3 separate regions of the Homo sapiens genome follow, and all the other regions are linked to region 3. The links are chromatin contacts, found by Hi-C or POLR2A ChIA-PET in ENCODE. All regions are on one chromosome and are shown on one strand. The core of a region is the stretch at or near the end of the contact, and the rest is flanking DNA. Distances in the headings are between cores, read along the strand shown.

Region 1 (4,243 bases), core at 61-2,560, 510 kb after region 3:
ATATATTGGGTTAAATTGTTACAATCAATTTCACCTGTTCTTTGTTTCTTTTTAAAAATAGAGCTAAACTCTTTTTAAAGTTTGGCTACAAATTAGCCGGGCATGGTGGCCAGCGCCTTTTATCTCAGCTACTTGGGAGGCTGAGGCAGGAGAATCGCTTGAACCCGGGAGGCAGAGGTTGCAGTGAGCAGAAATCGCGCCATTGCACTCCAGCCCAGGCAACAATGTGAGACTCCGTCTAAAAAAATAAAAATATAAAATAAAGTTTGGCTACTAGAAAATTTAAAATTTACATGTGGCTCACATTTTATGATTTTATTTTATTTATTTATTTTTTTTGAGACAGAGTTTCACTCTTGTTGTCCATACTGGAGTGCAGTGGCGTGATCTCGTCTCACTGCAACCTCCACCGCCCAGGATCAAGCGATTCTCCTGCCCCAGCCTCCCAAGTAGCTGGGATTACAGGCGCCTGCCACCATGCCCAGCTAATTTTTTTGTATTGTTTTAGAGACGGGGTTTCACCATGTTGGCCAGACTGATCTCGAACTCTGAACCTCAGATGATCCACCCTCTTCGGCCTCCCGAAGTACTGGGATTACAGGCGTGAGGTACAGCGCCCAACTTGTGGCTCACATTTTATTTCAGAGAATTGCCTCCTTTTTAAAATCTCAGGCTGCCTGCTCAAAGGACCAGAAGTCAGGAAGGTCACAAAATATAAAATTTTAGAACAGTTGGGCCGGGCGCAGTGGCTCATGCCTGTAATCCCAGCATTTTGGGAGGCCGAGGCGGGAGGATCACCTGAGGTCTGGAGTTTGAGACCAGCCTGACCAACATGGAGAAACCCCGTCTCTACTAAAAATACAAAAAAATTAGCCGGGCATGGTGGCGCATGCCTGTAATCTCAGCTACGCGGGAGGCTGAGGCAGGAGAATCGCTTGAACCCGCGAGGTGGAGGTTGCGATGAGCCAAGATCGCGCCATTGCACTCCAGCCTGGGCAACAAGAGTGAAACTCAATCTCAAAAAAAAAATTTTTTTTAGAACAATTGGGTTATTATATTCTTTTCATTTGTGAATAGCCATATAGCATATTATTTATAAGGGCATATGACCTTATACACAAGATTAAAGGCAAACACCCTCTCGGGTGGGCCTGGCTCAGCTCAGGGAGGAAGCCTTGCCTGAAAAGGCTGCAGCATAGGCTGTCACACTTCATTCAGCCCAGCATCTGATCACATCTTCCGTCCCTCAGGGCCTGAAGGGGCGGGTTTTAACATTATCCAATCAGGGACTCTGAGCTGGGGACAGTTCACTCAGACACGCAGCTGGACCGGACAGGGCGGCTTCCGGGTTTGGCGCGGCCTTTGTCTCTTGCTGCAGCCGGAGCTCCGGTCTCGTCTTCACTGCTGTTTGTCCTCTGCTCCTAGAGGCCCAGACTCTGTGGCTCTGTGACCTGCAGGTATTGGGAGATCCACAGCTAAGACTCCAGGACCCTCTGGAAGCCTAGAAATGGTGAGAGTGCCGTCCGACATCCCGAGAGAGGGGAAGGGCTGGTTGAAACCTGTGGGAAGTGGCTGTGGCGGGACTCAGGACTCCCCGCAGTCATCTCCACAATCTGCGCTCCGAGTTCTCCTTGCCTAGCTCGGCCTCAGTCCCCTTCAGCCATAAGATGGCGGCTGCGCCGACAGCCGGGCCCCCGGGCGTCCTGTCTCTTCCCTGCGCAGTGACTGTGCCCTGGCCTGCAGCCCTCTCTGGGCGGCTCTGCACCGGCAGCGCCGCGCCTCTCCCAGATTGTGCAGGGACCATGGGAGGGTGGTCAGGGGAGAATCCTGACTTGGGGTCGGGTTCATGAATGGGAAGAGCTTTGGTCTGTGGGGTTCCCGGTTCCTATTTTCTCCTATTAAAAATCTGTGGCAGTCATCGCAAAAAATATTAAAGAATTTAATCAAAGAGTGATTCAATAATTGTAGAGCACAAAAGTATGTTTTGTAGTTTGTGGTTCATGGGAGGAGCTTGAAGGAAAGACTTTTTATAAGGTGCATGATGAAGAAAACTATATTTAATAATCGGTTAGGTACATTTACGTAGCTGTTGCTGTTAAGTAGAAAGCCGGGGACTAGAGCCTCCTCAGTGTAATTGCCTGCCACTTAATTATTCTCACACTCCACAGGGGACTGATTTTCCCCTGCATTTTTCACATGCGTTCCAAGCGGGGTCTCAAGTGTACCTCCCAGCCCCATTCCTCCAGCCTAACTCTGGCCTGCAGTTAGATTTAAACTGCAAATAAACTAAAATACTAAATTTCTAGTTCCTTCTGACATTTCCAAATGCCAGCTTGCCTTTCCTAATTCACATTCTCAACTGTTTTTCCTTTAGTGTACATTTTTGATACTGTATTTTAGTTAATCATTTTTTGACAAAGCATTGGATGGCACTTAAAATTGTTTTCTGGTTGAAAATATTTCTCATGAGAAGAAAGCAAAAAATAATTCCCTGACACTGTATTTTATGAAATTTCTATGGCTTTTTTTTTTTTATCTTCCTCAGGCACAGAAATCTTATCAGAATGTTTGTTTTCAGGTGAAGGTTTTTCTTTGGAAACTTTACGGAGTGATGTGTCTTCAGCCACCCTTCAGTTTTTTCCTGGTCCTGGGTTTCAGTACTGTCTGGAGTAAACCAAGATACACATCATGACTTTTTCTGCTAGAGTGTCTAGTGAATATCAGCTCCTGGGTCATTTTTCTCCCTGAGGACAACCTGAGGTATGGAGTGTAGCTTCTCAAGGGAGCAGGTGGATGCCCTGGGGCTGAGAGGCATCTCCTGGCATACTCTTCCTTTGAAAAGCTAACCCCTTGAGACATTAAGATTGTCTTCACCCAACCCAGCTTCCATTTCTTGGAGACACAGTGCTGGTCAGCCAATCAGATGCTGGTATTGAGGGGAAAACACAGAAATAATTTCTGCCCCCTGAATTCTCTAAATTTTGTGGAAAAAAAAAAGTATCCCAAAAGACAAAGAAAAACCTGACCCAAGTGAGATGGTGCAAGAACTTACAAAGTAAAATGCACCTGGGGCATAGTGTAATGTCTCCTGAGAGGGTGGTTATTGAGCACTTAAGGTGAGCAGAATGGGGTGGGTGAATATCAGTCAGACACATCTGTTTTCTTTCTTTTCTTTTTTTTTTTTTTTGAGGTGGAGTTTCACTCTTGTTGCCCAGGCTGGAGTGCAATGGCACGATCTCGGGTCACCGCAACCTCCGCCTCCCAGGTTCAAGCGATTCTCCTGCCTCAGCCACCCGAGTAGCTGGGATTACAGGCATGTGCCACCACACCCAGCTAATGTTTTTGTATTTTTAGTAGAGATGGGGTTTCTCCATGTTGGTCAGGCTGGTCTCAAACTCCAGACCTCAGGTGATCCGCCCGCCTCGGCCTCCCAAAGTGCTGGGAATACAGGCGTGAGCCACCGCGCCCGGTCTAGACACATCTGTTTTCTAATTAGCACTACCACTCCCTGGGTTTGTCACCTTGAAAAGATTTGTTCACTTATGTTGACTTCCATTATTTAACTGTAAATTGCATTTTATTAATAGGACTTGGAAGGTAAGAAAATATTAACAGAGGGCATAAAAGAGGTGGATTTCAGAAAAAATTAATATTAATCATGTATTTTATTTGTGAGAAATTCTCATTTAAGTTTTCCTTTCTTAGAGTAAGTTTAGGAATTTTCTCAGATGTATTTTTTGTGAATATATATATAATCAAATATATATGTATTTATATTTATATTTAATATGGACTCTTGCTCTTGTTGCCCAGGCTGGAGTGCAATGGCACAATCTTGGCTCACTGCAACCTCTGCCTCCCGGGTTCAAGCAATTCTTCTGCCTCAGCCTCCCGGGTAGCTAGAATTACAGGTGGGCGTGCCACCATGCCCAGCTAATTTTTGTATTTTTTGTAGAGAACGGGGTTTCTCCATGTTGGCCAGGCTGGTCTCAAATTCCTGATCTCAAGTGATCCACCCGCCATGGCCTCCCAAAGTGTTGGGATTATAGGCATGAGCCACCGCGCCCAGCCTATTTTATGAGATTTTGGTGCACCCATCACCAGAGCATTATACACTGCACCAAATTTGTAGTCTTTTATCCCTCGTCCCCCTTCCACTCTTCCCCTCAAATCCCCAAAGTCCATTGTATCATTCTTATGCCTTTGCATCCTTATAGCTTAGCTCCCACATAACAGAACATAC
Region 2 (3,878 bases), core at 1,088-3,587, 330 kb after region 3:
AATCAAGGGGTCAGAAATTATTTGTTTTCAACTCAATACCAGCATTTGATTGGGTGACCAGCAATGTGGCCCAAAGAAAGGAAAGTCGGGCTGGGTGAACACAGTCTTAACATCTGAAGGGGTTAGCTTTTCAAACGAAAAGTACACCAGGAGATTCCTCTCAGCCCCAGGGAATACACCTGCTCCCTTCAGAGGCTACACTCCATACCACAGGTTGTCCTATGGGAGAAAATGACCCAGGAATTAATATTCATTAGACAGTCTTGCAGACATAGCCATGACTGATATCTTGGTTTATTCACAGACAGTACTGGAACCCAGGACCAGGAAAAAAACTAAAGGGTGGCTGAGGACACATCACCCCACAAAAATTCCAAGAAAAACCTTGATGCCAAAACATTCTCATAAAATCTCTATGCCTAGGGAAGATAAAAGGAAAAGAGACAAAGATTTTTTTACAATACAGTGTCAGAAGATTATTCCTTGCTTTCTTCTTATGGAAAATATTTATAAACAGAAAACAAATCTTTTTAAATGTGCCATCCAATGCTTTGTCAAAAAATGTTTAATTAAAATACAGTATCAAAAATGTACACTAAAGGACAAATAGTTAATAGTGTGAATTAGGGAGTAGTGGGAGTTGGCATTTGGGATTGTCAGGAGGAAATGGAAATTTTGTATTTTACTGCAAGCCAGAGTTAGGCTGGAGGAATGGGGGGCGTGGGAGTAGATTTGAGACCCTGCTTAGGACACCTGTGAAAAATGCAGGGGAAGATCAGTTTTGTGTAGGGAGTGAAAATAGTTAAGTGGTAGGCAATTCGACTGAGGTGGCTGTAGTCCCTGAATTCCTACTTTTAAAAGATCTAACTCAAGCCGGGAGCCGTGGCTCACGCCTGTAATCCCAGCACTTTGGGAGGCCGAGATGGGCGGATCACCCGAGGTCGGGAGTTCAAGACAAGCCTGACCAACACGGAGAAACCCCGTCTCTACTAAAAATACAAAATTAGCCGGGCGTGGTGGTGCCTGCCTATAATCCCAGCTACTCAGGAGGCTGAGGCAGGAGAATTACTTGAACACGGAGGCGGAAGGTGCAGTGAGCCGAGATCGCGCCACTGCAGTCCAGATTGGGCAAGAAGAGGGAAACTCCATCTCAAAAAAAAAAAAAAAAAAACAAAAAACTAACTCAAATGCTTTTTTTTTTGTAAATTACTACACTGGGGAAAACAAATACAGGGTTAACTATTAACTGGAATTAAGCTCTGATTACATAACCAGGAAATTTTGTAAGCTGAAGATGGAAATTAAGAAACTACGTAACCCTACCTAACCAATAACTGAATTTGCGTTTTTGTACCATGCGCAAAGTCTTTCCTTCAAGCTCCTCCAAAGGACCACAAACTACATCCCACAGCTGGGTGCTTTACAATTTTAGAACCACTCTTTAATTAAATTCTTTAATATTTTGCAGTGACTCCCCTTTTTTTTTTTTTTTTTTGTTTGAGATAGTCTCATTGTGTCAACCAGCCTGGAGTGCAATGGCACAATCTTGGTCTCCTGGGTTTAAGCGATTCTCGTGCCTCAGCCTCCCACATAGCTGGGATTACAGATGCCTGCCACCACATCCGGCTAATTTTTGTATTTTTAGCAGAGAGGGGGTTTCACCATGTTGGCCAGGCTGTTCTCGAATGCCGGACCTCAGTGATCTGCCCGCCTCCCAGCAAACTGCTGGGATTACAGGCATAAGCCACCGCGCCCGGCCACTCCCATAGATTTTTAATAGGAGAGAATGGGAACTGGGAACCCCACGGACCAAAGCTCTTCCCGCTCATGAACCCGCATCCCGAGTCACTATTCTCACCTGACGCCCCTCCCATGGTTCTTGCACAATCTGGGAGAGACTGCGGAATTGCGCGTGCAGAGCTCCCCAGACAGGGCTACACGTCAGGCACAGTCACTGCGGAGGGAAGACAGGACGCCCGGGGCCCGGCTGTCAGCACAGTCGCCATCTTATGGCTGAAGGGGACTGAAGCCGAGCTGGGCAAGGAGAATTCCGGGCGCAGATTGTGGAGCTGACTGCCGGGAGACCTAAGTCCGCCACGGCCACTTCTCACGGTTCCGACCAGCCCCTCCCCCTCTCTGGGGATGTCAGACTCGGCACTCTCACCATTTCTAGGCTTCCAGGGGGTCCTGGAGTCTTAGCTGTGTATCTCCCAATATCTGCGGGTCACAGGGCCACACAGGCTGGGCCTCTAAGAACAAAGGACACAGAAATGAAGACGAGACCTGGAGCTCTGGCTGCAGCAAGAGCCAAACGCCCCGCCATATTCCGGAAACCGTCCTGTCGCTCCAGCTGCGTGCCTGATTGGATAATGTTTAAGACCCGCCCTCTCAGGCCCTGAGTGACAGAGGGTGATCAGTTGCTGGGCAGAATGAAGCGTGACAGCCTAGCTGCAGCCTTTTCAGGCAGGCTTTCCTCCGAGCTGAGCCAGGCCCACCCTAGAGGGTGTTTGCATTGAACCTTGTGTGTAAGGTCATATGCATTTATAAATATACTATATGGCTAGTCACAAATGAAAAGAATATAATAACAATTACTTTTAAATTTTAGCTTTTATCACCTTCCTAGCTTCTGGTCCTTTGAGCAGGCAGCCTGAGATTTTAAAAAGGAGGCAGTCCTCTGAAATAAAATGTGAGCCACATGTGAATTTTTAATTTTCCAGTAGCCAAACTTTAAAAAGAAACATGAAACACGTGGAATTGATTGTAATAATGTAACTAACCCAATATGTTTAAAGTATTATAATTTTAATATGTGAGCAATGTGAAAGGAAAATATCTTGGGCCCCCAAAATTACTAAGGAAAACTCAAGCTGGGAACTAAAGGCCAATCAGAAACTCAAAAGAATTTGAGTCCACCTATCTGTGACCTGGAAGCTCCCTCCAGCTTCGTGTCTTCCTGCCTTTGCTTCAAGTTGTCCCACCTTTTCAGACTGAACCAATGTACTTCTTACATATATTGATTGATGTCTCATGTCTCCCTAAAATGTATAAAACCAATATGTTCCCTGACCACCTTGGGCAGGTGTCCTCAAGACTTCCTGAAACTATGTCATAGGCGTGTTCTCAACCTTGGCAAAATAAACTTTCTAAATTAACTGATGTCTCAGATTTTCTGGGGTCACAGCAATATGTAATTATTAAGGCACTATATATATTTTTGGAACTAAATCTTCGAAACCAACTCTGTATTTTACTTTTCTAGCAAATTGCAGTTCAGACCAGGCACATTCCAGGCACCCAGGAGCCACACATGGCCAACAGCCACCACGTTGAAGTGCAGCTCTGATGTCAGGTGGGTGGAGGCCCTGAACATCCCTTTTCTGCCAGAGGTGAGGAGACAGCCTCTCTCTACTAACATCTATCTTCGGTTCTGAGGGTGCGATAGATAGTGGCCATAGCAAGGGCAGAGGGCAGCACAAATAAAATAACCACAGGTAGACCACTCTTTGCCACCTGTTGTCCACCTTTCATCCAGAGATCAGACAGTGAACAAAAAATTCTGGGGCCACAGGAGACAGGAGAAGAAAACTCTATGTCTTTGGGTCTGTCCACAGTCTTAACCTCTAACTTTAAGATATGAAGAAGGCCGGGCGCGGTGGCTCACGCCTGTAATCCCAGCACTTTGGGAGGCCGAGGTGGGCGGATCACGAGGTCGGAAGATCGAGACCATCCTGGCTAACACGGTGAAACCCTGTCTCTACTTAAAAAATAGAAAAAATTAGCCGGGCGTGGTGGCGAGCGCCTGTAGTCCCAGCTACTCTGGAGGCTGAGGCAGGAGAATGGCTTGAACCCGGGAGGCAGAGCTTGCAGCGAGCCGA
Region 3 (4,191 bases), core at 123-2,622:
ACTTGGTAGGCTGAGTCAGGAGAATCGCTTGAACCTGGGAGGCGGAGGTTGCAGTGAGCCGAGATTGTGCCACTGCACTCCAGCCTGGTCGACAGAGCAAGACTCCGTCTCAAAAAAAAAAAAAAAAAAAAAAAAAAAGTAAGTGTAGGCAAATGTAGATGCAAATACACATCTGTTTACACAAATTCCTACTTTCAAAATCACAGAGAATGGTCACTTTTTAGCCTTTTTATGAATAAAATCCTGGATTCCATTTATTATTCCATTAGAACTTCTGTACCTATTTTGAAATTTGAGATTAAATTGTCTTTTGCTGAGTTTGCCCAGTTTATATTTCAAGTAATACTATATCATGGGAACACATTAGAGATTTTCTATATTTTTATGTTTTACATCAGTTTCTAAAACCTGGAAATTATCTTGTTTTGAATTTCTTATGAAAATGGAATACTATCCACTAAGAATATTCCATTAGCATACTGCAACTTAAAGTCAGGAGATCTAAACTTTTTCTGGTAACATTACCTATATTTAGTTTTTTAAAAAATGTTCTCTTTTTGTATATGCTTTTTAATTTGCTTTTAAAACATGTGCATAACATTTCCTTGAATTCTATTAATGGACCTCAATGCTTTAAAAAAATTTTTTGATAAAATAATTCAGTCTGAATGTGATGGTTCATGCCTATAATCCCAGTACTTTGGGAGGCTGACTTTGTAGGATTCATTGAGCCCAAGAGTTTGAGACCATTCTGGGCTATCTAGTGAGGCTTCATCTCTACAAATAAAAATATGATAACAAATTAGCTGAGCATGGGGCCACATGCCAGTGGTCCCAGCTACTCAGAAGGCTGAGACAGGTAAATTGCTCAAGCCTAGATTGCTGAGGCTGCAGTGAGCTGCAGTCATGACCCTGCACTCCAGCCTGGGTAACAGAGACTCCCTCTCAAGAATAAGAAAAACCCCACAGAGGATAAATAATAAAATATTCAATGTTTGTAATACTTCCTACTCAAAGGGCCAGAAGCCAGGAAGGTCATAAAAGCTGAAATTCAAAAACAATTGTTTTCATTTTTTAGTATCCATATAGTATATTACTTATAAGTGAAGATGACCTTATACACAAGGTTAAAGGCAAATACCCTCTGGGTTGGGCCTGCTCTGCTCAGGGAGGAAGCCCTGCCTGAAAAGGCGGCAGCCTAGGCTGTCATTCTTTCTTCTTTCAGCCCAGCGTCTGATCACATCTTTCATTCAGGGTTTGCGGGGGCAGGACCTTAGAAGTTATCCAATCAGGGACGCTGGGCTGGAAACCGTCCAATCAGGCACGGGGCAGGAGAGGACAGGGCGGCTTCCGGGATGTGGCGGGGCCTTTGTCTCTGGCTGCAGTTGGAGCTCTGCGTCTCGTCTTCGTTCTTCTGTGTCCTCTGCTGCTAGAGGTCCAGCCTCTGTGGCTCTGTGACCTGCGGGTATTGGGGGATCCACAGCTAAGACGCCAGGACCCCCCGGAAGCCTAGAAATGGTGAGAGTGCCGGTCCGACATCCCGAGAGGGGGAAGGGGCTGTGGCGTGACTCAGGCCTTCCCGCAGTCAGCTCCACAATCTGCGCGTGCCGGAGTTCTTGCCCAGCTCGGCCTCAATCCCCTTCAGCCATAAGATGGCGGCTGCTCTGGGAGGCAGCCCCGGGCGTCCTGTCTCTTCTCTGCGCAGTGACTGTGTCCCGGCCTGCAGCCCTCTGTGGGCAGCTCTGCAGCCGCAACGCGGCGTCTCTCCCAAATTGTGCAGGGGCCACAGGAGGGTCGTCAGGAGAGAATCCTGACTCGTGATGCAGTTTCATGAATAGGAAGAGCTTTGGTCCGTGGCATTTCTAGTCCCTCTTTTGGTCTATTAGAAACAGGAGAGTCGGCCGGGCGCGGTGGGTCACGCCTTTAATCCCAGCACTTTGGGAGGTCGAGGTGGGTGGATGACGAGGTGAGGAGTTCGAGAGCAGCCTGGCTAATATGGTGAACCCCGTCTATACTAAAAATACAAAAATTAGCTGGGCGTGGTGGCGCGCGCCTGTAATCGCAGCTACTAGGGAGGCTGAGACAGGAAAATCGCTTGAACCCAGGAGGCGGAGGATGCAGTGAGCCGAGATCGCGCCATTGCACTCCAGCCTGGGCCACAGAGTGAAACTCCCTCTGGAAAAAAAAAAAAAAAAAAACTAAACTAGATTTTCCTTTATTTCTGACATTCCCAAATGCCACCTTCTTCTCCGCAATTCACGTTATCAACTATTTTTTCTTTTTTTTCTTTTTTTTTTTTTTTTTGAGATGGACTTTCGCTTTTGCTGCCCAGGCTGGAGTGCAATGGTGCTATCTCGGCTCCCTGCAACCTCCGTCTCCCGGATTCAAGCGATTTTCTTGCCTCAGCCTCCTTAGTAGCTGGGATTACAGGTGCCTGCCACCACACCCAGCTAATTTTTTTTGTATTTTTAGTAAAGACGGGATTTCACTATATTGGCCAGGTGGTCTCGAACTCCTGAGCTCAGATGATCCACCCGCCTCAGCCTCCCAAAGTGCTAGGATTACAGCACTTAAAAATAGCCACCGAGCCGGGCTATTTTTTTTTTTTTTTTAGTGTACATTTTAGATACAGAGATACGTTTTAGATAAAGATATTTTAGATATCTGTATATTTTTGATACAGATATTTTAATTATTTTTTGAAAAATCATTGGATGGACTTAAATAAATTTTCCTTTCTTCTTTCCTTCTTCTTTCTTTCCTTCCTTCCTTCCTTCCTTCCATCTTTCCATCCTTGCTTCCATCCTTCCTCTCGCTTTGTTTCCCAGGCTGGAGTGCAATGGTGCAATCTCAGCTCATTGCAACCTCCCGGGTTCAACCGATTCTCCTGCCTCAGCCTCCCGAGTAGCTGGAATTACAGGCACCTGCCACCGTGCCTGGTTAATTTTTTTGTATTTTTAGTTGAGACAGGGTTTCACCTTGTTGGCCAAGCTGGTTTCGAACTCCTGACCTTGTGATCCACCCGCCTTGGCCTCCCAAAGTGCAAGGATTACAGGCGTGAGCCACCGAGTCCGGCCTAAATTTTGTTTTCTATTTGAAAATATTTTCCATATTGAAAAGAAAGCAAAAAATAATCCCCTTACACTGTTTGTAAAAAATAAAAATCTCTGTGCCTCTTTTCCTTTTCTTTTTTTCTTTACTTTTTTTTTTTTTTTTTTGAGACAGTGTTGCTTTGCTGCCCAGTCTGGAGTGCAGTGATGTGATCTCTGCTCACTGCAACCTCTGCCTCCCTGATTCAAGTGATTCTTTTGCTTCAGCCACTCCAGTAGCTGGAACTACCGGCACCTACCACCATTCCCAGCTAATTTTTGTATTTTTGTTAGAGACAAGGTTTTTCCATGTTGACCAGGCTGGTCTCGAACTCCTAACCTCAGATGATCCACCCGCCTCCGCCACCATGCCTGGCCTCTTTTTTCTTTTTGTTTTCCCTAGGCACAGGACTCTTTTTTTTCCCCCGCCCCGCCTTAAGATGGAGTTTAGCTCTTGTTGCCTAGGCTTGACTGCAGTGGAGCCATCTCAGCTCACTGCAACCTCTGCCTCCTGGGTTCAAGCGATTCTGCTGACTCAGCCTCCCGAGTAGCTAGGACTACAGGGATGCACTACCACGCCTGGCTAATTTTGCATTTTTAGTAGAGACAGGGTTTCCCCATGTTGGTCACGCTGTTCTCAAACTGCCGACCTCAGGAGATCCACCTGCCTCGGCCTCCCAAAGTGCTGAGATTATAGGCATGAGCCACCACACCCAGCCAGAGACTTTTTCAGAATGTTTTTAGGTCAAGTTTTTCCTTTCGAAAAATGTGGGTGATTTTTCCTCAGCCACACTTCATTTTGTTGTTTTTGTTTTTTTTTTCTGATCCTGGGTTTCAGTACTGTCTAGGGATAAACCAAGATAACCACCATGGCTATGTGTGCTACAGTGTCACAGCCTGGGTGTAGTGGCTCATGCCTATAATCCCAACACTTTGGGAGGCCGAGGTGGGTGAATCACCTGAGGTCAGGAGTTCAAGACCAGCCTGGCCAACATGGTGAAATCCCGTCTCAACTAAAAATACAAAAAAATTAGCTGGGTGCAGGGGCAGGCGCCTGTAATCCCAGCTACTTCGGGAGGCAGAGGCAGGAGAATCGCTTGAA

The links. A loop is a pair of places that touch in the nucleus more often than their neighbours do. ChIA-PET counts read pairs that join two places held with the same protein, here RNA polymerase II (POLR2A). Pooled maps may share reads with other maps.
Region 1: a map of chondrocyte shows a loop between it and region 3 (5-fold over the local background). The contact joins the promoter of ZNF708 here to the promoter of ZNF43 in region 3. A Hi-C loop is called at or near these places in 2 of 168 maps with a recorded cell type or tissue (CD4-positive, alpha-beta T cell and chondrocyte), 10 of 37 single-sample maps with no recorded cell type and 19 of 50 pooled maps. POLR2A ChIA-PET finds 5 or more read pairs at or near these places in 17 of 52 experiments (CD4-positive, alpha-beta T cell, CD4-positive, alpha-beta memory T cell, CD8-positive, alpha-beta T cell and 11 more).
Region 2: a loop to region 3 is called in a map of OCI-LY7, with 16 times the contacts of the local background. The contact joins the promoter of ZNF429 here to the promoter of ZNF43 in region 3. A Hi-C loop is called at or near these places in 16 of 168 maps with a recorded cell type or tissue (B cell, CD14-positive monocyte, CD4-positive, alpha-beta T cell and 12 more), 14 of 37 single-sample maps with no recorded cell type and 30 of 50 pooled maps. POLR2A ChIA-PET finds 5 or more read pairs at or near these places in 22 of 52 experiments (A673, AG04450, B cell and 15 more).

What each region holds. Positions count from the first base shown.
Region 1 is chr19:21,326,477-21,330,719 of GRCh38, reverse strand. ZNF708 (zinc finger protein 708) reads left to right here and starts at 1,310. Exons shown (of 4, transcript NM_021269.3): 1 at 1,310-1,510. The coding sequence starts at 1,508. RefSeq lists a silencer at 997-1,218 and enhancers at 465-1,453, 1,338-1,517, 1,558-1,757, 2,846-3,367.
Region 2 is chr19:21,504,061-21,507,938 of GRCh38, reverse strand. It overlaps ZNF429 (zinc finger protein 429), which reads right to left and starts at 2,337. Exons shown (of 4, transcript NM_001001415.4): 1 at 2,165-2,337. The coding sequence starts at 2,167. RefSeq lists enhancers at 1,352-1,953, 1,649-2,008, 2,019-2,338, 1,954-2,556.
Region 3 is chr19:21,833,363-21,837,553 of GRCh38, reverse strand. It overlaps ZNF43 (zinc finger protein 43), which reads left to right and starts at 1,372. Exons shown (of 4, transcript NM_003423.4): 1 at 1,372-1,518. The coding sequence starts at 1,516. RefSeq lists enhancers at 335-1,307, 1,419-1,578, 1,599-1,648, 1,689-1,778, 1,308-2,281.